Linked DNA regions of Mus musculus: all the other regions are linked to region 2. The links are chromatin loops, found by intact Hi-C in ENCODE. Cell type or tissue: heart. All regions are shown on one strand.

Region 1 (8,000 bases), 820 kb before region 2:
TAAAGTGCCAAAGCTTCATTATACTCTAGCAAATAAAAAGGTTCACAAAGTGGTTATTTTGGGTCTTTATTTCTAAATCCATTTTTATTTATGCATAATTACCATTGAATAACATGCAACCAAAGTAGAGCATTCTGCTTCATAGCCTAGCATCTTTTTTGTGGAGGTTGGGGGGGGGGGGATTATGTGATAAAATAACTGTCTGACATCACACCCTACTGCTATGAAAATTGAACATCAAGATAGTTTCCCTATCAACTTACTCATTCAAGTAGCTAAGAATAAATTTAAAGGAAAAGAGGCTATGTTTCCGTGCTCACTTCTCAGCCATCAGCTTGGCATCTTTCATTACTGAAATGCTTAATCTAGTCAGAAATCTGAGATTTTATAACATTAGGAAATACGTTCACTGAACCTACTGCAATGCAGTTATCATTCCTGTAAGCAATCTGGCTCTGCTCCTCTTGGTTTCATACTGAATGTTCTGAGTCAATGGTTAACTGATGTGCAAGCCCTAACTTTCTAACCAAAGCCTCAAATTCAGAATTTTAGGAGCTATAATCTTTCCAAAAATATGTAATTCTTACCACTCTTTCTTCTTGTACTTCACTGTTTTATAAATTTCATTTTTTCTAATGTTCACAGGAACTTTAAAAATGACATTAGATTTTTTTTAATGGCCATTGAGATAGCTCAGCAGATAAAGGTGCCACCAAAACTGCCAAACTGAGTTCAATTCCTAGAACACACATAGTAGGAAAGTTAGAAAGAACCAACTCCCCCACACTACCTTCTGATCTCCACATATATGCCATGGCAGACAAATAAATAATGTATACGTTTTTAAATGAAATAAAATTTATGTTTTTAGGAAAACTAAAATGATTAAAATTGTCATTCCCAAACCATTTCTCTGATTATTCCTGCATTATATTAGTATAGTTCATTCATAGAATTTGTGAGCCAATATGTGTTTGGTGGTAATAGTGGCAGTGGTTGTAGTAAATAGTCTCCTGTTTTGTTTTGTTGATTTTTAAGACAGTCTAATGGGTAACTTTTCTGGAAGAGATGTGAACAACAATCCATAAACCCAAATAAAGCACTGATTAACAGACTGAAGAACCAACTCCATCTTGGTGAACCAATAGTGGATGACAGGTCACTTGCAGGAACAAAGGTTACTCAATGGCATTGTTGATGGCTTCCATAAGCTGCATCCCTGGAGCTCCTGAACAACTTGCACACAGCCCCTGGAAGTCTTCTGATTACCTGCCTTGTAAGTTTCTCGTTAGCTTTCCTCCTCCCTCCTTGAAAGAAAAAACAAACAAACAAAAAAAAAAACCAAAAAACCCACAGCAACACAACATGGTCTCCCAAAGTATCATTGGCTGGCTTTAAGCTTCAGTCTCCCTTCTTCACTTCCCAAGAACTGGGATGACAGACTCCACAGCTGTTTTAGAAGCCATTGAGAGGAAAGGGTGAGAAATTGTAGACTTGTGAGAAACTACAACTGAACTTGGAAATTTCCATCTGGCACATTGTCAGTTTAAGAAGCAAACAGTTATTATGTAGTTCTTTCCTCTGAATTGAAACACTTCCTCCTCTGAGGAAGAGTGAGAGTTACAAGCCCCAGGAAGCCCAGGAAATTTACCACTCACAAGCCTCTCCCAGGCTACATAGGGAACCCGACGCTGCTGGGGTGAGGTGGCTCTTGCCTACAAGGAAAGCAGCTGTGGAACAGTCCTTTCGGTCACCTATGTTCTATAAGTGACTTCAATAAACCCTTTGGCTCATTAAGCTAGACTTGGGTGGAACTGTGTCTTTGATCTGTCATTGGTGTCCAACCTGGGGTGAATGAAGTCATATACCACCACTCCTGAGTTTTTTCCTTATTGTCCCTTTAAATCTGTTCTATGAACACATTTTTCTCAACACCTTGAGCAAAATTCAGTAAAATATCATATTGCAGCAGTGCTGCTCTCTGCTTGGTTCTATATAATACATTTCTTTACTAGGGACTTCAGGTAGTCTCAGGACTTGAACAGGAATGATATATCAATTCAGGAAAGAACCTTTAACCACTAGCACAGGATTCACTGTTATCATTTCATAGGTATCATTGTGATGATGACACTCAATGTCAGTCTGCCCCACAGAAATCCAGTCACAAGGCCAATACAATGGCTGTGGTCCAGTACACTGCTATAGGATGAGTAGAACAAGGAGCAGGTGTTACCTAGTGTGTATCTCTGTATTGCTCTTCAATATTAGTTCCTGAGTGCTGTCTTGAAATGTCAAAAACAAAGTCCTGATTTGACAACTAATTCTCTGGGTTTATGGTTATGGAAATAACTCATAAAATTTTGACTTACAGTGTTTGAAAAAACAACAGTAACTTTTGGAAAGGAAAACAAATGGATTCAGTACAACAATCACATGGGCAACCCATAAATTCTTTTGTGCCTCCAGTGCTTGCTTATTTTTGACAAGTGTAGAAAAGTCCTATTTTTAAAGCTGTAAGGAAAAATATAAACTATACTGAATATGAATATATATATATATATATATATATATATATATATATACTTAGCACATCTCTGGGACTATTTTTGGCTACATTAATTCAGATATAACTATTTTAAAAGTTCTGTTTTCCATTTCTTCATTCTACAATCCTTAAACCTAAGAAATATGCAAATCATCAAACTGTCAAATGAATAGACCTGTTTCAGCCTTGTGTGCTTAATCTGTTTATGTTGTGCCACTCTACTAACAGACGGCTAAAATGCATTTTTAAGATTTTTCTTCATAAAGTTGATGAGTACCTTAGGATCTAAACCAGAATACCCTTTTGTTTTAATACTACTTCCTTTCCTTTCCTTCTTGTGACTTAGTCAAAGAAAATTAGACCACATAACAAAGAACTCAGCACCCTCATAGCTTCTCATTATTTACTATATAGAAAATCAAGAACTATCACGAGCAGCAGAAAAAATTAAATCACATAACTAGGTGCTTTTCTGTACACAGACATAATGTCCCTTCCCAAGTCTCACAACCTGAGTTCCACCTCAAGAGTGACAAGATTGATGGAGAAAATGAACTTTCAAGTTGTCATCCCAGCACTGGCACACAAGTGCCCCCACAATAAATACATATATAAAACAAACAAACAAAAAAAAAACCCTTCATCTTTCAGTTGTCTACTTCCTGTAGGGAGTTCTGTTTTAGAGCTTACATTTTATAATTTTCATGTAAAAACAATGTTTCGTGCATTGTTTATAATAGAGTCGAATGGGTTATAGGTTTGAACATTATGTTCACTGTTAAAAAAACATTAACTATATGCACCAAACATTGAAGTGTCCTCTCTCAGGAAACTTGTGAATTCCAGGGCATATTATGTATCCAGGACTCATTACAACAACCGGTTTTTTTCTTTCTCCTTGACTAGATTAGGGTCCCACGATGCAGTCACAGAACCACAGGGATAGAATTTAAAGAAACAGTCTTCTGTCACAGTTGGGTTACAAACATGGACTTCATTCACTAAGAATCTTCTATGAGATAATTTTACCTAGCAAACCTTTCTTATAAGCAGTATTTCCATTAGAAGTGACGTGATTACTGTTTCTTGAGAGCAGCCCATTAGAACAGTTCCCCAAATCCTCTGTAATAAGTCAGTCCGTTTCCCAGTCTCTTATCCAAGAGGAGAGTTCCTCAGAAGTAAAACATGGAGGCGTTGCCTCAGCACAGGAGGAAGCCATAAACTGACCCTGAGCATGAGGGAGAAAAGGACAAGGAGCGCGAGAAGTTGATCTCAGGCCCACCAAGAACACCCGAAAAAACTGGAGCGGTTGCACGTCAGGAGTGGGCACACTCACGCATGGCTCCTCACCAGATTACTTCGCTCGCCAGCTGTGGAGCGTTTATGATTTCTAGAAAGGACTTCCCGCTGGAAACCCGCCAGAAAATCTCCGGAGATTCAGGCTCCACCTGCAGAGACAAAAAATCCCAAAGTAGAGAGACCGCTCCAGGCCCTGCGAGCTTCCTTTCTACGTCACTTCCGGTCCAGAGCCATCCGCTTCCGGGTCAGGCTAAGCCGCCTGCTCTTCGCTGCTACTGTAGGTGCCGCGCTGTCGGCGTTCGCTGCTCCTGGAAAAGCCCGAGCCGCGACACCGCCGGCCTTAGCGCTGCGCTGCCCGGAACCGCCCCTAAAGAGGAGACCCGGGGCGGGGTCGCGCCTCGGGCCTCCGCTGCGGTCCCCGGCAGGCGGGAGCCGGCGCTGCGGGGCCTGCGGCGGAGCGCGATACCCCTCCCCGGCCGCCCTGTCTACCTTGCCGGGGAAGGCGGAAGATGCCAGTGAAGAAGAAGAGAAAAGCTCCCGGAGTGGCAGCGGCGGTCGCGGAAGACGCGGGCCTCAAAAAGTGTAAAATCCCCAGGTACTGCCTGTCCCCACCCCGCTGGCTCTCTCCTTCCCCCGGGGCCGGACAGGCCGCTAGCCGGGAGGAGAGGGGCGAGCCCTCTCAGGCGAGGCGGTCGGTGAGGCGCCCAGTCTCCGCTCCGCGCGGGACCGAACCGCGTGTTCGCCTGTACGTGCTCTCTGTCGTACTTGGACAAGCTCTGAGATTCGTCCCACTTTGTTGTCTGCGTGCCCAGAGGGTAGGAAACAGACGACCGTACGTATGCATTCTCCATCAAATTTCCCAACCGAGAAGTGAGCGCGGATCTGCCAAGATTCACGGCGTCCTTGTGTCACACTAAATCGAGCAGAATTGGCTTGGTCCCCACATTGTTAAATGTCAGAGTGTGAAAAAAGGAGCAGAGCTTGAAGAGTTTTGACAGCTGCCTTGGGAATGATGGAAAGAAAGCCTTTGCTATAATTGGTCTCCCGAGTTAGCATTTAAAGTGGCCTAACCTGGACGATCCCAGCAGGAGGCCTTTTAAATCGCTGGAGCCTAGGCTTCTGGACGCACCAATGCCTCCACTTCACCTGTACCAGTTCCGTACACTTAATTGGAAAAGGCCCTTGTGGTTTTTGTTTTCTGGCATTAAGACGCTGGTAGCTCTCAACCTCCTTTTAGGCGTTAGCAAGCTATTGTGCTCCATGTTCTCTTAGGGGAAAAGAAAACAAAGCAGAACTGTAAGTTAGAGCCCTTTACTCGCTTTGTGGCATATACTCAATCATCACAGATTCATTCCTCAGAAAGTCATTGCGATTTAGCTTTGAGAAGTGGGCTTCTTCCCATACACTTTGAGTTGTTTTTGTATTAATGGTCGACACTTAAAGTGACAAATACTACCATTACAACAAGACAGCCTGGAACAACAATATCAACTAATCAGTACCCCCAGAACCTATGTCTCTAACTGCATAGGTAGCAGAAGATGGCGTAGTTGGCCATCACTGGAAAGAGAGGCCCTTTGGTCTAACAAACTTTATATGCCTTAGTACAGGTAAAGCCAGGGCCAAGAAGTGGGAGTGTGTGGGTTGGGGAGCAGGCCTGGGGGGGGGGGGGTATAGGGGACTTTTGGGATAGCATTTGAAATGTAAATGAAGAAAATATCTAATTAAAAAAAAAAGACAGGCTGCACTAGACAAAGGAGATTTCCCTTTAAGGAGAGATGCAGTGAAGAATGGACTGCTTAAACTATGAAGGTGACTTGCTTCATCCTAATCTTTTTTGTAATTGATTGCTTTGTTCTTCTCCCCTTGTTGTGTTTTAGCAAAAGAGTCTAGGTAATATTTTTTGGGTGATGTATAAAATAGAGTTTTCATTATGCCCTTTGGCATACATTTTTCTTAACTGTATTAGCTCTTGGAGAATCATATCTAAGATATTTAAATTAAGTCAGTTAAAACAGCTGGCTGAGCAGTATCATTTGACTTCAGGTGATTCAGCCTAAATTATAACAGGGATTTTAATCCACATCAGTAGCAGAATGGAAGTAAGGCTTCAGGCCTTCCATAAGGTATGTAACTTAGTGGTAGAGAGCAAGCCCAGCATGAGCAGTCTAGGGAGAGCTGTCTAGCCTAGTCTTGGGTTGAGACTTAGAATGTACTTCTTTATTATCTTGAAATCTAAGGAAATAATTTTAGTTTCTAGTTATGGAATCCTGTAGCAAGCAAAGAAGCATTTAGATTTCATTGGTTAGAAATTCTTACACATAGAGTACAGGTCCTTATTGCTAATACATAGCTCCTTTCCTCATAATGCTAACTTAAAAACCATTTGTCTCATTTACATGGAAGCAATTCTTGTTGAAGCTACTTTATCACTAAGCGTTGAGTCGTAGTAAGTCTTAGGCATTTGTGTGTTTTCTAAGCTATTGCAGATCCCAGCCTCCTGCTAGACTCATCAGTGGAGAGGAAGATTTTTCAAGAAAGAAGTGCCTGGCTTGGTTTTATGAGTATGCAGGTAATGAAATTCATGGAGCAAGATACCAGTCATGCCCATTTAAAAGCTGTGTTTTATTATTGCTGACCTGTTATGTGTACTGGGATTAGTGTCAAGGCTAAAGGCTTAGAATTTAGTGCCATGAACATGTCTGACAACTTTTTTCTCTCTTACCTGCTTTCCTACTTTTATTTTTTTTCTTCTTTTATCATTATTATTCTCAAAAGTATTTGCTTAAAGCTAAAACACGTAGTAATAGTCGTCTTATATTTGTACTAGCCATGTTATAGTTTTAAGTGGTGCCATCTTGTCAAGTTTCAGCTAACTGTACGGAAGGCTAGACTAGGATGTAAAGGGGGCAACAACTTTGCTATTGGGATCAGCAGAGTGATCTTTCTAGATCAGGGGAAATAAATGCTATTACTGGTATCCCAAGACAACCACTAACCCAAATTAAATGTAGAGAATTCTTTTTTTTTTTCTGACCTCTATTTAAAATGTTGACCCATTATTAAAAATGACAGTTTTTCATATACATTATATCGAATCAAGAGGTTTTCATCTTATTTCACTTTATAAATGTTACTAGATACCATAAAGATAGTCATTTTGTATGTGTGTGTGTATATATATATATCTTTTCCCCTTGAATGCTTGATTGTATTAGCTCTTATTAGAACTTCTCTGGATATTTTAAGATTGAGTTAAATATTTATTTTCTACTCTTAACATTTTTAACAGTAAAGGTAATAATTGCTATCATTGTTCCATGGATTGTGATAAGTATATCATTTTCCCTGTAACCATCTGTCAAGAGATGTTATCCTCATTTTATGAGTGAAAACTGAAGCTTAGATTAACATGCTAGAAATGATACATTGACTATACAAATGTTAACTGATTGTCACTTCTACTGAAAGTACACTTGAGGTTATCTTCTGTCATTTAGTGAGTCATTTGGTGAATATTTATGGAACACTTTTGTGTGACTCCAACACTGTTCTAATACTTGGGACATAATAATAACAAAAATCAGAGCATGATCCCTGACTTCAGATGTGGTTCCTGTGGAGACCACTGTAAACAGCATGTGTATAGGCAAGGAAATTATAGCTTGTGAAGGCTCATATGGGTAATATGTGGAAGTACTAGAAATTTAGACACAGGAAGTGTCTTTTGGACAATGTTGGAATTTGAATATTTTTTCAAGACATTTTTGTAGTGATAAATTTATGTCATATTTCATATCGTGACATTTGTTTTAGGTGATTTCTAAGCAGTGAGTAGGTGATTTAAAAGCAGTACAATTACTCTATTTTTGGAATCTGATAGCAAATGTTTAGGAATTGCACTGACTTTTAGTGATCTGGTTTAAAGAAAAACAATACATCAACCTTCATGTGCTTATAGCATTAATTGTCAGAAACTTTATTCAGTAGGTTTTTGGTTTTGTTAATGAGTAAGTTCATGTTGGTTCAGTTTTTGTTCTTTTTGCAAACTACTGAATTATACCAGTGGAATAGGTTTTTTGTAATCCTTTTTAAAATATTTCCTTAATACAATGGCTGTGGTAGCTCACACTTTTAATCCCAGCACTCAAAA
Region 2 (8,000 bases):
GACAGCCAGGGCTACACAGAGAAACCCTATCTCAAAAAACAAAACAAAACAAAAAAACCTATGGGAAACAAATATCTTCAAAGTACTCTCACCAGGAGGCCCAGAAGTGCTTGTTCTCAGCCATGCCTTTTGCTCAGCCCTCTGCCTCTTCCCAGGAGCGTTATCTCGGTTACTAAAAGCAATATACTTTGAATTTACCACAAGGTCCACCCATCTAGGTTCCCATGTGGTAAAGGAAGAGAACTAATTTACAAATGCTCTGATCTCCGTATACAATACACCATGACAAGAATATACATTTACATGCACGGACTCACGCCTGTCCGTTTCATGAAGGAGAAAGGGAAGTGAGGGCAGTGCCATGAATGCAAAAAAAATGACTACTATTTTTTTTTCTTTACAAAAAGCCCATCTTCTCTTGCCCCACCTCTTTGACAGCTGCCCATGCTCTCTTCAAAGGCAGCTCCATATTCCAGTCACAAGAGCCTACAGAAGTCGAGTCTGTCAAAACAACACTCTAAAAATGCACTCAACTAGACATGGTGACACCCACTGGTAACCAGTGACGGGAGGATTAACAGGAGTTCAAGGTCATCATGGGATGCTTGGACAGTAAAGGAGGTTACCCTGGGCACTCACAAGATCTTAACCTCAAACAAACATATAACTTAGAGTCTAACACAAAGAAAAACCAGAGCTAACCTCTACCCCAGAGCCTTAAGGCAGAAAACCACGTGAGTAGATCAGAACCATTAAGGGTCTAATTTACATTCTTTCTCTAACTGCAATTAAAAATATTCCTTTACATTACTAAAGAGCTGATTTCAGGGTTTCAGAAAGGTTTTGTTTTACATTGTTTTAAAGTGTCAACTACTGCTAGTGTGGGTGGTCCATACCTTTAATCTCAGTAACTGGAAAAGGCAGAGGTATTGGCCTGAGTTTGAAGCCAGCCTGGTCTACAGAGTGAATTCTAGGAGAGCCAGAGCCACATAATTAGACTCTGGCTTAAACATCCCCTAACACACACACACACACACACACACACAGACTCTGGCTTAAACATCCCCTAACACACACACACACACACACACACACACACACTGACTCTGGCTTAAACATCCCCTAACACACACACACACACACACACATACACACGCACGCACGCACGCACGAATTAAGAAAAAGTGTCAACTACTAAAACACTACTCATTAGGCAGGGATGGTTTGTGTTGGTACGCAGCTAAGCTAAATGCTGAGCAACTCGCAAAAAATCTGAGAAAATAACCCTTTGAAATGATGGAATGAGATACTCTAGTTAATAACTTGTACATACTTTTAAAAAAGCCATTCAAAACCTTAATCCATTTAATTTATCCTTTCTATCTTACCTATTTTTTTTTGAGCAGAGTGAATTTTTTTTTTTTTAAGACAGGGTCTCTTCATGCAGCCTGGCCCCAAACTCAGACATCCACCTGTTTCCCTGTTTCTACTGGGTACGCTACGGTAGCTGGTTCCTAGCTTTTTTTTCCAAAATTGACCATTACTCTGTATTGGTGAGAGATGAGAGACAGTGAGAGACACTAAAAATGTGGCCCTGTGGAGATCAGTCAACTCTGGGGAGATGTTTCTCCTCCTACCTTGGATCTAGAAATTGAAGTCAGATCATTAGTTTGCTGAACATGGATTTTATCCGCCAAACCATCTCACTGCCTTTATCTGCACCTCCCACCACATTCTGCCCTAGGTGGCCTGGAAAGCTTGAGCAATCTCGGGCCTTATGCTTGCTGTAGCAGAACTATATATTCCCATCCTCTACAATACTGTACAACTTTCAACAAAACACAGCCCTAAGAACTTTGAATCTCAAAGACTATAAACACTAGAACTGGTTCTATTCAGAAAATCTCTCACACACACACACACACACACACACACACATCTTTTTAAAACTATTAGAGCCGGGCATGGTGGCACACGCCTTTAATCCCAGCACTCGGGAGGCAGAGGCAGGTGGATTTCTGAGTTCGAGGCCAGCCTGATCTACAAAGTTAAGTTCCAGGACAGCCAGGGCTATAGAGAAAAACCCTGTCTCAAAAAAAAAACCAAACCAAAACAAAACAAAACAAAAAAACCAAAAAAACAAAAAAAACAACAACAACAAAAAAAACAAAACAAAAAAACCTATTAGAACATTATTAAAACATTGTATATGTACAAATGTATTAAATTACTGGATCACATCTGGCACATCAAATTCCGACGCCTCCGTGGTACACAGTTTACAATATGTTCTTTATACTGGCAATGGTTACAAGGTACCAGATTCAATAAAATAGACTGAAAAGTAGAAGCACCCCTTGTAACCAAAGATATTATAGAATGCTAATTCAGGAAGTTATTCAGCAGCTTATAAAAGAAATAGGAAGTTGTTGACCAACTACTTGAAGAACTATTTCCTACAGGAAAACCTGCAGAAGTGCTGAGCTATAAAGGGAATTGATTCTTTTAAAATCAAAACTTAAGATGAAATTAGTTTCAAACAGTAAGTCATTAAGTTCAGTGGCCAAGATGTAATATCTACAAAGACTGAGCCTTTTCAGGCACAGCATCATGTCCAGAGTCTAGGTTCCTGTCCAGAATGAAGGTGCCTGAATGATAGATCCACCCCTATCATTTCCAATATAAAGTCCAAGTCTTTAGATCTCACTGACCTAGGGTGGGTTTTAACACCAATCACAGCAATTAGACAGATGGCCGTGAAACTGGAGGATGGGCCAAGTGACTTCCAAACTCATTCATCTATAGTCACAAGGCAACAATTAGCTGTTCCCTAGTCAACAATTCTCCCAGATCTCTCAAATGACATCATCTTGCCAGCTTGGACCATTTGGGGTTAGAATTCTTCCTGCCAAGTACAAATCTCAAGAAAGGCCATACTTTGTAACTTAAAAGTTAGTTCCAATAAGTACCTGAAAAGATAAAGGGAAGGGTCACTTAGTTTTCATGGCTGGAATGAGCTCAAGTTCAGAAGGTAGTCCAGCTCTTCATCCCACAGCTGGGCAGGAGTCTCCTTCTGAAATGTTATTACAGCTACTGCTTATGCATCTCTGGGTGCACATGCGTGTGAATATGGACACATCACAGCAGTCCCTTCCTTCCATCACATGGGACTTTATAAGAACCTCAAACAAAAGTAAAGTATTCTAAAAACGAAGATAGCTACTTGGCACCAAAAGCTGTTGTCTCCTACTCAGTCAGGAAGATGTTAACATGCATCCATTCGGTGCCTAACAGCTCCTTATGGCAACTACACTTAACACCAGTGAAAGCAGCTGAAAGAGAAAAAGTTCTGCTTCACATCGATTTTCCAAACCGCATACTGTTGACAAAGCAACTACCAAGACTACACTAGACATCTAATTCTCAGAGGTCTCCACGTGATCTTTATCAGATCCAGTGACTCAGTTCACCTGCTGTCAGGTCACCCCTCAGGCCAAAGCCTTCTACTTCAGAGCACAGTGTGAAAAGGCTCTGCAGAACCAAAGGCCCATTCATTTATCACAGACTTCCACTGGCAACCTCAGAAACAGTGTTTCCTCACTTCCTGCTGTGTTTGCTTCTTCTATAGAAGTCAGAGTTTAACCTACTTTACCTTCTTTCCAGCAGCCTTGAAAAAGAGTGAGGGTTGCAGAGTGGGGAGATGGAGCCAGTATGCAGTAACTACACAAATCCATCTACAAAGCAATTACTTTTTGTGGAAAGAATCATCCAAAGTTCTTAAAAGCAAGAATCTACAATGAGGCTTACTACAGCTCCAAAAAAATGACCGCTCACTCAAATAATGAAAATGTAGGGCTGGCGAGATGGCTCAATGGGTAAGAGCACTGACTGCTGGTCCTGAGTTCAAATCCCAGCAACCACATGGTGGCTCACAACCACCTGTAATGAGATCTGATGCCCTCTTCTGGTGTGTCGGAAGACAGCTACAGTGTACTTACATATAATAAATAATAAATCTTTTAAAAAAATGCAGATGTCAACAAACAAGCAATTTTAAGAAAACACAAACGAGTAAAACCAGCATAAACGCTCTTTAGCTAAACGCTCACAGCCGCAGCCACAACTGAAGGCCTGCAGGCTATTAAGCTGTTTAAAACCTCCCCAGGTCAGCATGGGACCCAGCAGGGAGGAGTTCAGCAAGCCTTTCTTTTTCTCCCTAACAACCTGGTTTGTTTCCCCTCCCTTCCCCTTCAGGACTATCTCTCACAGCCAGCCTCTCTTCCAAGTCATTTACTTCGGAGGCTGTTTAAAGCAGGACCGGTCTGGCTCCTGTGGGTCCCTGTGGATGAGTTTACCAGGCTCGTGTGTACTTCCCAGTCTCTGGCCCTTTATTGTTCTCCTTGAAACCTGATCCTTTGACATGGGTACCAGCACATCAGGAAAGGTTTTTAAAAAAGACAAAGTTACAGGGTGCAAAATAGCAACAACAACAAAACAAACAAACAAACAAACAAACAAACAAGGGTGGAGGTGGGGTCCCTTTCCAAAATCAAGATCAAATCTCTTCCAGTCCCCCTGATATCTATCCTGAGTCTGTATCCTTACATTATAAAGTAGTAATAAGCAAAGTGGGGCATCTTGTACAAGCCTTTAAGCTCAGCACTTGGGAGGCAGAGGCAGGACAATCTGAGTTTGAGACTAACCTGGTCTACAGAGCAAGTTCCAGAGAAACCCTGCCTGGAAAACCAAAATTAAACACAAAGTATCAGCAACTCACTCAAGATAATCAACTGAAAATAGAGATCCAGTCAGGGGTGGGAGAGGCTGGAGGGAGGGGTGTCACACACGAAACAAGGTTGTCACTGGGGTCCGATCCAATAACCGCTACATTTCCCATGGATAGTCAGACAAATCTGAATCAAATGAGCGCTGTTCGTCACTGCATTATCTCAACCCAGTTAACCAATTCTAATAACAATACAATAATCTTCAGTCTGTAACAACCAGTCAGGGATACTTTGTACACTCTTAATTTAAATAAGCTCTAGAAAATTAGTTTTACTTCCAATGTCAAAAGTAGAGGGGATAAAATTTAATTTTGTCCTTTTCAGATGAATGTAATTTTGCATTTTGTTGTGGAGTGGGAGTGGGCCTTAGTAACGAGGAAGTTTTGCTTACATTTTCCCAGAGCAGACACTGCTTTTGAAGGCAAAGTGTGTCACCTCATGATTGGAGGCCAAACCTGACAACTAATGTTTTCTTCACATTTTGAGGGGAAAATCTGTTAAATGACATCAAAAATATTGCTAAAGTATTTGTTGTTTCACAATTTAAGGACTGTAACGTCATCTCTTCCCTAAGTCCCTATATTCCCTTCTCTACCAATCATTTATGCTGAAAGAATGCACAAGGTCCTGGTTTAAAGCCCCCCCCCCACCACCACCACCACACACACACACACACACACACACACACAGAAACAGATGGACACAAACATGGGGGGCACACAAAAGAGATAATAGAACACATGTCTATGCCAGGTTTGGTGGTTTGTTTTGTTTTGTTTTGTGCCAGGCTAATTAGCAAATCTGGTACAAATTCAAAATGAAATTATCTCATTTTGCCACAAAAGTCTGCAAAAAGGCTCTGAACTAAGAATAAATCAGGCTTTCAAGATATGACCAACCCTAAAGAGAGAGAGTGAGAGAGACAGAGTGTGCATATGTGTGTGTGTGTATGTGTGTGTGTGTGTGTATAGAGAGAGACACACACAGAGCGAGTGAGCTGGGGTGCAGCTCAATGATAAAGTATGCTGGTTTACCATTTATAAGGCTGAGTTCCATGTTTAGCAACAGCAAAGTAATAAATAATTGAATACTGTTTTGAAAAAGACAATAAATGAATAAAGCCACTCCCACACTGCCTCTTCCCAGCGCTGTCTTCACTTACTTTAAGAAGTATCTTTGACCAGAAGATGTCTTGGCCATCTCCCAGCCTGCTGGCAGTGGTACATCATCAGGGATCTCAAAGGAGGACTGCCGGAGATGCTGAGCTGCAGGGGCAGCGGCAGGGCCAGAGACAACGCCACTGGCTGTGAGTGTCCCAGGAGAAACGGCACCCAGCTGCAGGGAGGCTGGAGAGGAGTGAGCTCGAACATGCTGTGGAGTCAGAGCTCCCGCAGTACCTGCATCAGTACTGGCCTATCAGGAATAGCAAAATGAAAATTAACAATAGAGACAACAGCACCTACCCCTAACTTCCAAACAGTATGTCACGGCAACCAAATATCTAAGTATCAAATGTAAACTTTAATGTTTAATTTCTTACACAACAGGAACACACCAGACCAAATAGACCATTACAAAAATTTAATAGGCATTATAAATGTTATTTTACTGATGAACAGTCCATCTGGATGAATGTCTACCTCCTAGACAGTGTGAAAACAACAAATACTAGGCATAATAACTTTATTTAGTGGTAAAGAATAATGCTCATCCTACATAACTCAAAATAATCAGTACTTTTCTAAGCAGTGTGGTTACTTTTCCAGGTTCTAGAACAAAACCTGGGGAACGACTGGGCACTTTTTTCTTTGTTGTAAATGTCTAATGTTCCCCCATCTTTCACTTTTTTGACTGTAAACAAATGTGATAAGTCAGCCATTATAAATTATACAACATTTAATAAATTCAAACTCTCAGAACTGCACCAATGCTAAAAGCTCCTCAATGAAGAGAATAATAGGCTAGCCCTTTTTGTGCCTAGAGAAAGACTTTTTCAATTCAATTATAATTTGTGGATTCACACACTTATAATAGCTGGGTGAGGGACAAAAGAAAAATCTGCAAAGACCCCAATGATTCAAATTTGGGTCCAATCAGACCAGTGTTAAGACAGGGGTCAGGAATAAACTTGTGTGTAAATGAGCTTTTCCAAGCGAGAGGATATAGGGCTAGAAGACTTCTCAGGCAGGGGCCTGTGGATGATTATTTACTAACTCTGATACATACCATTCACAGTCCAATCCTTTTATTGGAATTAGGGTTTCTCAAAACGTTTTTCTAGATTTATGTTGATAAGGAAACTGAAAAGACCCAGCAGTCATTTAAAGCCCCATAGGAAAACCCCGTTTTTGAGTTTCCAGATAGATTGAATTTTAGGAAACCATTAGCGCACAGAAAAGGTAAATTTATTGACGAACAGCTCTCTTAAAACGCTTAGAGAGAATGCAAATGTACCCACGAACGGCCCAGTGGAAGCCAGTATTACAAGTACACTTTCCCGGGTTCATTCCTTCTGACTTCTAAGTGCTACAAAATGGAGCGTTCAATCTGTGTATTCCTTCAAAGTTGCCCCAGCGGTTTCTCGATTGCATGTCACATACGTTTAGTTCAGCGAGTACAGAAACTCACTTGTGGGGGAGGGAGCAAATAGTATCTAGGTCTACTGTTGTTACAAATTAAGAGTTTATTTAGCCGAGCAGCTAGATAACTTTTCCTTCCTTCTTAAGAGGCTTTTTGTAGGGAGGTTAATCGAGATTTTCGAAGCTTCAAAAACCCCGTTCTACAACAAGCCTGCCTAGGAGGGGGGGCTGGAGTGGGGGCGGCAACTCTTCTTTCCACTCAAGTTACAGCCCGAGTGGGCTAACGACATGGCAGTGTTTGGAAAACCAATTAAGTTTTGGGCAAAGTTCCTGTGCTGCTTTAGCCTAAAGCAAGTTCTTTAAAAATTAAGTAATTAAAAGCGGGGGGAGCGACACTAAAGAAATCTACCAGGACCTATCGGAATGTTAATACTTTGAAACGGTTTCACTTCTGTGCTGGATCCAGTTGGGAAAATAACCAGGCGTCGTGGATACGGATAAGCAGCCATGTTCACATCCGCAGTCAGTTAAAGAGCAATGGCGAGCTTGGAATTAGTCATTGCTTCCCAAACATTACCTTTAATCACAGTTGAGCCGGGCAGAACTCGGCCTATGAGTCAACCTGCAACGCGCT
Region 3 (8,000 bases), 85 kb before region 2:
GAGAACTGAGCCTATCCCTAGATATGATAATGCCTAGCATGGTGAGGGTAATGTGTCCTAGGCACCTATGTTGATTCCGTAACCTATGGAGTTCTCCAGGAAGGAGAGAACTCTTCTTTTGCAAATGAAAAACAGACCCTAGAAGCCTGGGGATTAAATGGCAAGAGGTGATTTATCTCTGCAATAAGTCAAGCTGTTAACCTTGCTGCCTGTGAGCGACTTTAACTTATCTCCGAAAATTAACTAAATTTAAGTCATCTTTAAAATATTGTCTTCTGCTAAATAATTACCCTCAAATTGTAGCCTATCCTCAAGCCATCTTTCTTACCTCATATAGGGGTGGCCTAGCTGTTTGATTTTGCTGTTAAGTCTTTCCTGAAGTTACATTCGGATCCAGGTGGTATCTAGTCATAGAAAAGCTTGCCAGTGATGGAAGGATTTGCTTCCAAACCATCTCATGTTTATACCTGCCATGTTGGTGCTCCAAGCTAGCAAAAGACTCCAGTCCCCTGCCACCTAGAACTCAGCATGGAACAGCTTTAAGTATCCACATAGTACAGCAACTGATCTTCCCCAAAGTGAGCAACACAAGGAGGGAGGGGCAGAACTCACATTCTCTGCCTCCTAAGATCCAGTTCTGAAATATCCTATGGGTCACATAGGTCAGCCCCGTTTAGTGTGGGAGGAAACTACAGAAAGCGTGGACACTGGAGGTGAGACTCCCTTGGAGGCCAGTCTAGGAATCTGCAACCACCTCACTCTGAAACTACTCTGTCTCCCCCCCAAGTCTGTTTCAGAGCATTCCTTAAATCTACTCAGTTCTGAGGCTGTAGAGACGGCTGGGTCAGGAGCACTTGCTGCTCTTGTGGAGGACAGGACCTTTTCTGATTCAAATCCCCACACCATGGGTACAATGTCTGGATATGGAGTTCCAGAAGGTCAAGCTTGCACACAGTTGCATGTATGTATACAATCTTTTTTTTTGGGGGGGGGGCGTGTTTTTGAGACAGGGTTTCTCTGTATAACCCTGGTTGTCCTGGAACTCACTTTGTAGACCAGGCTGGCCTCGAACTCAGAAATCTGCCTGCCTCTGCCTCCGGAGTGCTGGGAATAAAGGCATGCACCACCACGCCCGGCTGTATGTATGCAATCTTTTTTTTTTTTTTTTTTTTTTTTTTGGTTTTTTCGAGACAGGCTTTCTCTGTGTAGTCTTGGCTGTCCTGGAACTCAGAAATCCGCCTGTCTCTGCTTCCCAAGTGCTGGGATTAAAGGCGTGCGCCACCACCGCCTGGCGTATGTATGCAATCTTAACAACAATTGTTTGTCTCCCCAATTTATGTGTTTTGTTGATTCTGAATGGCATTCTGAAGTTCATATGTGATACTCAATCTCCATATGTTGAAACTGTGGGAGACAATGCTATGGTTTGAATCTGAAATGTCCCCCAAGGGATCTCACATGCTGGAATCTTGGTGCGTGATCCTGCAGTGCTCAGGGAGGTGATTTGGTTATGAGGACTCTAACTTCATCAATGGATGAATTCACTGTTAAGCTGATTAATTTGTGTCCTAATTAGAAAATAATGGAGACTTTGGAAGGTCACTGGGGCACGTACACCTTCTCAAATAACATAACCATATCTTCACAGAAAGATTTATTTAAAAGGAAATTGTGAGGTATCCATGAGCAAAACAGAGGGCTGACCTTACCCAGGGGGTGAGGAAGTGTGAACTTGCTTAGTTTGTAGACTTTCATGGTGAGAATCTAGAGGGACCGCTGGCCTTTCCTGTCTATCAAGTCTCTATCAAGACTAGCCAAGTGATTTCCAAAAGTGTGAGACAGTAGCCAACTTCTTGGTTTTCAGATGTTTGGTTCTGATCTTGCCTTTGACAACTTGGCTAAAGTTAAATTTGATTTTTGGCAACTACCCCACTGTCTTAGTTAGGGTTTTACTGCTGTGAACAGACATCGTGACCAAGGCAAGTCTTATAAAAAACAACATTTAATTGGGGTTGGCTTACAGATTCAGAGGTTCAGTCCATTACCATCAAGGTGGGAGCTTGGCAGTAACCAGGTAGGCATGGCTCAGGCAGAGCTGAGAGTTCTACATCTTCATCCAAAGACTGCTAGTGGAAGACTGACTTCCAGGCACCTAGGGTGAGGATCTTATGCCCACACCCACAGTGACACACCTACTCCAACCAGGTCACACCTATTCCAACAAGGCCACACCTCCAAATGGTGCCACTCCCTGGCCCAAGAATATACAAACCACACCCACTCTCTCTTTGAAAAAAATTCATTTCAATGCCTGGGACATCGGCTCCATAGTCAGTTAGTGTAAATGAGCTAAAAAATTGTATCACTTGTGTGTAAATTAGAGAAATTATTTTTTCTCATTCACTCTACAACAAAAGGTGCTAAAAACCCAACAAAGAGAACCAAGAAGATGGCTTAACCAGGAAAACATCATAATAGCATGAGCACATGAGTAAACAGTCAGGTTTAATGGTGTGTATCTGAAACTTCAGTGCTGGGGAGTGGGGACAGAGGCAGATCCCAGAGCTCTTTGGCCAGCTGGCCTTGCCAAATCTGAGCTTCAGGTTCCATGTACACATCTGCACTCACTGACCAATGGATTTAAATGGGAACAAAAGTATTAATTATTAGCTAATCCTGAAAACGGCTGTTTCAAAAGCAGCATGTGAGGGTGTATGGTGCATCATTGAAGTAAGAGCATCTCAACTCACCTATCATCTAACAGAATGCCCAGGAGAGGCCTAACTATGCTAGCTTGCTTAGGGCTTCTAATCCAAGCCAGCCTGCTAGTCCAGGCCTGTGGCAGCTTCCTACTGCAAAGTCTGATAACACTTCCCATGGCCTCCTAGCTTTCTGAGCCTAGGAACACGACAAGCTGAAGAGAGTGGGGGAAAAAAAGTCTACAAATGGGGTAGTTCAAGGAAGAAAGTATAAAGATTTTTGTTTATGCTAAGAACTAAGGTTTACTTTTGGATTTAACATCTTAAGGTTATAGAGGAGCCATTAAAGCCAAACTCAGTCCTCAATATAGGGGAGAACTGACCATCTCATTAGTATCTGAGAATTTAGAATTATATAGTCTTACCTCAAATTTTTCCATTTGCTTTTTGAGATGCCAGAGGAAGTCATGTGACTCTTAGGTAGTATGCTAATGACTGTTTTATTTAGTACGGGGTGGGGGCTGTGGGGGTGGGGGGAGGATATCACATTACTTTAAAAATGCCAGATTCCGGGCTATGTTTTTGTGGTTTTATAAAGTAGGTAGTAGTCTTAGTAGCTGGATCAGGCCTTGCATATCCATATGACATCTAAGCAGGGAGATCTCAAAAACCTTCCTTAAAATCAGACCCTCTAAGACCCTCAGAGACCTCTTTCTGCTTCAGAATAACAATCCACAGTAAACGGTATTTACCATGCTTGTTTGCAAGGAGACCCAAACACACACACACACACACACACACACACACACACACACACACACACGCGCGCGCGCGCGCGCGCGCGCGCGATTCAGGCAAGTGGGTGGTTCCTGTTTGCATTCCCAGCATTTGAATTGGGATTGTCATGACTCTGATACAATGTGAATTGTCTTAATGAAATGAAACAAGATAAAGCTCTATGGCCCACATGCTATTATTTAGGTAGGTCTTTGTTCACAATCAGGCCTTTTCCAACTTCATTGTCTTCTTGATTCTTCATGGAAGGGCTTCTGTGTCAATTTGAGAACGGATTAGGCACAGGTTGGGGCGCGGCCAGAGTTCCCGCACCCTCCCATCAGTCCTGCCAGTTGCTTCCTCTAGGTGTACTTGTCTGACTCCTTACTGGACAGTAAGCCTGTGTAGTTTTCTGGCTGTTCGATCCGCAATTTTGGAAACAAGTGGATCCTTTGAGCCAATTGTTGATTCTGGAAGTATGTGGAAAAAAATAAACTAGCACTAATAAGTACCTGGCAGGGCTATGCATAAAGACAAACTAGATTATTTTTTCAGTCATCAAACAGCTGCACAAGGTAAGGATCAAATTAACCTCATTCTATGCGCAAGGGACACAAAAGCGGAATTACAGAAGTCTCAGGTCATTACTATGCCCTTCCCATAGCCAGGAGGAGCTCTACCGAGCTGGCCAGACGACTGGGCTGCTGAGGCCCTGCGCATGCGTAGTGCACAGGATTCCCCACCCCCCCTTCCCCCGGCACTTCAGGATGCCCCGCCCATACAGAACAGGGCCGCAGAGCAGAGCCTCCCGCAGGAAGGATTGACACAGAAGTCTTGCCCAGGCATACGGGAAATGCTATGAGAAACCAGGAAACTAGTCACAGTAGCCAGGAGGCATGGCAAAAAGTCACCCATAAATCTGAGCATGACTGTTTCCTCTCTATAGATGCCAAGCTGACAGACCTAGGTGCTGGAAGTGACTTCTCACTTATGGCAGAGGATGACTGTAAAACTCTAACCTTCCAGGGCAAGTTTTTTTTTTTTTTTTTTTTCCCTAGAATATTCACATGAGGTTTATTGAGAGAAAGAAGGGCAAGGTGGCAGTAGAAAGAGAGGAGGGGGGAGAGAGATCAAGGGAACATTTCTTTATAAATGGATGGTGAAATAGTCACAGGTAAAGGTGGGAGGTGAGGCAAGTGAATTCTGGGAATATGGTGGCTGTTGCCTTGACAACAGGTGTGTGGGTTGCGCCTATGCGATGTCACGGGTTTCGGAGGTCCTTAGAACAACATACCTCCTTTTTATTATTATAAAGAGAAGGCCGGGCAGGAAAAACCAAAAAGAAAAAAAAGATAAAGAGAAGAAAAGAAAGGGGGGGGGATGAGGGCGTCGCGTCTCTTAAGCTGCTTCCTGATGTCTAGGGGCGTCGTCAATTTTGGGGTGTAGCTGACTTTCACCATCGGGATCCACTTGGTAAACATTCACATCAGGTTCCTCTGTGGACAGAGTATCTTCTGTAGGCAGCAGCTGGTAATCCTGTAATAAGAGCTGATTAATAGTTTGATTAGAATTTTTTTGTATTTGTTGTTGGAGGAATGTAGAAACAAGATTAATGAGGCAGGGAGTGGATAAAAACACCAGGAGGATGACTAGAAAAGGCATTACAAAAGGAAGGATCCACTCCCATAGACGGTTTTTTAAAATCCCAGAACTGGAGGTCTCAGGTTGCCTTAAGTTTTTTGTTTTTGTTTTTTGATTTTTTTTTTTTTGAGATTTATTTATTTAGTTTATGTGAGTACACCGTAGCTGTTTTCAGACACACCACAAGAGGGCATCTGATCCCATTACAGATGGTTGTGAGCCACCATGTGGTTGCTGGGAATTGAACTCAGGACCTCTGGAAGAGCAGTCAGTGCTCTTAACTTCTGAGCCATCTCTCCAGCCCTCCCTGAAGTTCTTTATCTCTGTCTCCTGGATTTTCTCACTGTCTCGGATTGGTTGATATAGAAACAGCATTCTTCAAGGAGGAACAGGCAAAGTCCATCTTCTTTAGCTATCAGGACCTCTAGCCCCCATTGGTTCTGAAGCACCATGGCTGCTAAAGAATCCATCTGTTTCTGGATAGTGAGCACAGTTGCAGTCATTTCTTTAAGATTGTTTTCAAACTGGGAAGTGAATGTATTACATTGGGTCATCGAAGTCGTTATCCCTGCAGTTCCAGTACCAAAACCTATGGCTATTCCCATAGCGACCAAGAGTGGCACGACCTGAACTGCCCTCTTATGCTGGGCAGCTATCAGATCTACAGCTGGGATTGGCAGAGGTTCGTTTCCCTGGATTACTCCTAGTTCAGGGAAAAGGAGTACCAACGTGCAAACTCCTGACCAGCTGGAGGGTAGGCATTCTATGAGGGTGTGGTAAGGTATGGGGGAAGGGGACGTCTCAGTGGGCCCATGCTGAGGCATCCCTGCCCTGAGCGACCATGTACACGATGGTACAGTATAGAGTTTATTTAGGGCATGGGGAGGGGAGTTAGGAGAGTAGTAGAGGCAGAGAAAGGCAGAGAGAGGGAGTAGAGAAGTAGAGGCCAGCTATGACCACGTGGAAAGAGGGGAGAAGTGAATGGGGACAGAGGGGGACCAAGAGAGCAAGAGGCAAGAGAAACGCAAGAGTAAGAGAGAGACGAGGGGACAAGAAGCCCCTTTTATAGTGGGCCAGGCCTACCTGGCTCTTGCCAGGTTACTGTAGGGGTGGAGTCCAGACAGAATACCAACAGCAATTCCATGGGATTTGACCCCCGCAGGCACCTGGCATACATGTGGTATACTCTTATACACAGGTGAAACTTTTTGATTATGAATGAAAGCATTATATTAACATATATTAGCAATGGGCCTCTTGGGCTCTTGATTTTAGTTGAGCCTAACTGACCTTAAAATAGATTGTATCAGGAGAAATGCAACACTCCCTCACATAGAGCTCACTTATCTCTTGTCTACGCTAGACGGAGGCTTCTTGAACTTTCCTGCCTCCGACCCCACATGACTGTGAGATTGTACCAAACCCAGGCATATGGTATATAGACTAAGTATGCAAACCAAACATTTGCCATAATAAATCATAAAGATATTTACTTCCAGCAATGCTGTGGTGTACATAGACTTTTGCTGCTAATTAAAGATGAAACAAGTAAGCATCCTTATAATGTGTTCGCTTATTTTTTCATGAAGAATTGAATCCAAGCTGAGTATTTCCTACTCTACCTATAGAACACAATCAACATTTCTCTTAAGTTGACCCATATTTTAATTTTGTAGTTGTTAATCCTGAGAATGCTATTTTGCATCAATACATAGTACAAAATGATAACAGTAAGTTTGGGTCTATTTCAGAAATTGTTGGAAAATATGTCCTAGTCTCAAACAACAACTTATTGAATAGTTTTAAGAAACTCAAGTCAGCAGCTCAAAAAGAAGCTTTTAAGATCAAATATTCAAACACTACAAAAGCTAAAGACATATTAATAAGATGATTACATTCTGAGAAATGATGGTAGAAAAATATCCAAAGCCTTTACATTCTGTAAGAAACTATAATGCTTCTAATAAAGCAGATAACTTTGTATGCACAGTAGAAATACTGCAATTCAACTCATAGCCTGTGGTCATTGCCAGTCTCAGTCTTCGTGCTTCAAGCCAATCACTGGCATTGAGGGGTGTGACTGCCTTGCACAGTGCAAAGTGTGCAGCTTGCACACTTGTGCAAACACTACCACAGATGCTACACAGGTGAACTCTGTCAGAAACACCTTGGGTTCCTTATATGGCTCATCTTGAATCTTTGGACAAAGAGTGTTCAGACACCTTTCATTGCTGGAGACTTTTGGGTGCCCCTCACATTCAGTTACGCAGTGAGCCGGCGTGTTAAGGAGCTGCATTTCTTTGACGATCTGTTTCCTGGGTGGAGACAGTCACTTCCTGAGTCAGCCAGGTGTGTGAAGAAGCTTTGGGGTGCAGTAGCTGATAGCAAGGAAACCCTCTTCCCTTATGGGGGTCATCTCATCTTGTGGACCACAGAGAATAACTCTAGAATGCACCAGAGAAGTCTCAGCTTGAGAACAAGGAGGTTGCACTTTCTTTGTCTGGTTTCCAGCTAGAGCATCTTACTTCTACCATGCCTTCCCTCACTTCTTCCACATATATGTAAATATAACTGATTCAGAAAATAATCTGGTTTAAGTGTTTAGATTCAATACAGAGATCTGTATTAATCATATGTCTATAATCTTACTAGGGGGAGATTGAAGAGGGTATGAAACTGCACCTCAACCTGGGCTATCAAGCAGGGCCCTATGTCAACAAGAAACAAAAACAGGAGGAAGAGGGAGCTGAAGAAGAGGCTCAAGGTTAAGAGACCTTGGTGTTCCTGCAGAGCACCGTGGTTCAGTTCACAGCACTCAAACCATGGATCATAATTGTCTGGAACTCCAGTTTCAGAGGTTCCAACGGCCACTTCTGTCCTCCTTGG

The links. Peaks named below come from ENCODE experiments on the same cell type or tissue, not always from the same donor. Only the 100,000 strongest peaks of a DNase experiment are listed, where the experiment ranks them.
Region 1: a loop joins it to region 2, with 4 times the contacts of the local background. A loop is called at or near these places in 2 of 42 quality-filtered maps.
Region 3: a loop joins it to region 2, with 2.2 times the contacts of the local background. A loop is called at or near these places in 3 of 42 quality-filtered maps.

What each region holds. Positions count from the first base shown.
Region 1 is chr9:7,180,441-7,188,440 of GRCm38, forward strand. It overlaps Dcun1d5 (DCN1, defective in cullin neddylation 1, domain containing 5 (S. cerevisiae)), which reads left to right and starts at 4,065. Exons shown (of 8, transcript NM_029775.3): 1 at 4,065-4,442; 2 at 6,328-6,419. The coding sequence starts at 4,357. In heart, a CTCF peak has its summit at 4,185; a DNase peak (open chromatin) is centred at 4,061; H3K4me3 peaks cover 2,630 bases; H3K27ac peaks cover 1,835 bases.
Region 2 is chr9:7,995,508-8,003,507 of GRCm38, forward strand. Yap1 (yes-associated protein 1) reads right to left here. Exons shown (of 9, transcript NM_001171147.1): 2 at 5,950-6,200. Among named protein-coding and RNA genes, the nearest start is that of Yap1, 5.1 kb to the right of the region's middle. In heart, a CTCF peak has its summit at 3,949 (motif pointing left); a DNase peak (open chromatin) is centred at 6,074; H3K4me3 peaks cover 1,726 bases; H3K27ac peaks cover 1,511 bases.
Region 3 is chr9:7,910,451-7,918,450 of GRCm38, forward strand. No RefSeq gene overlaps it. Among named protein-coding and RNA genes, the nearest start is that of Birc3, 41 kb to the left of the region's middle. In heart, a CTCF peak has its summit at 4,116; a DNase peak (open chromatin) is centred at 4,271; H3K4me3 peaks cover 1,069 bases; H3K27ac peaks cover 1,092 bases.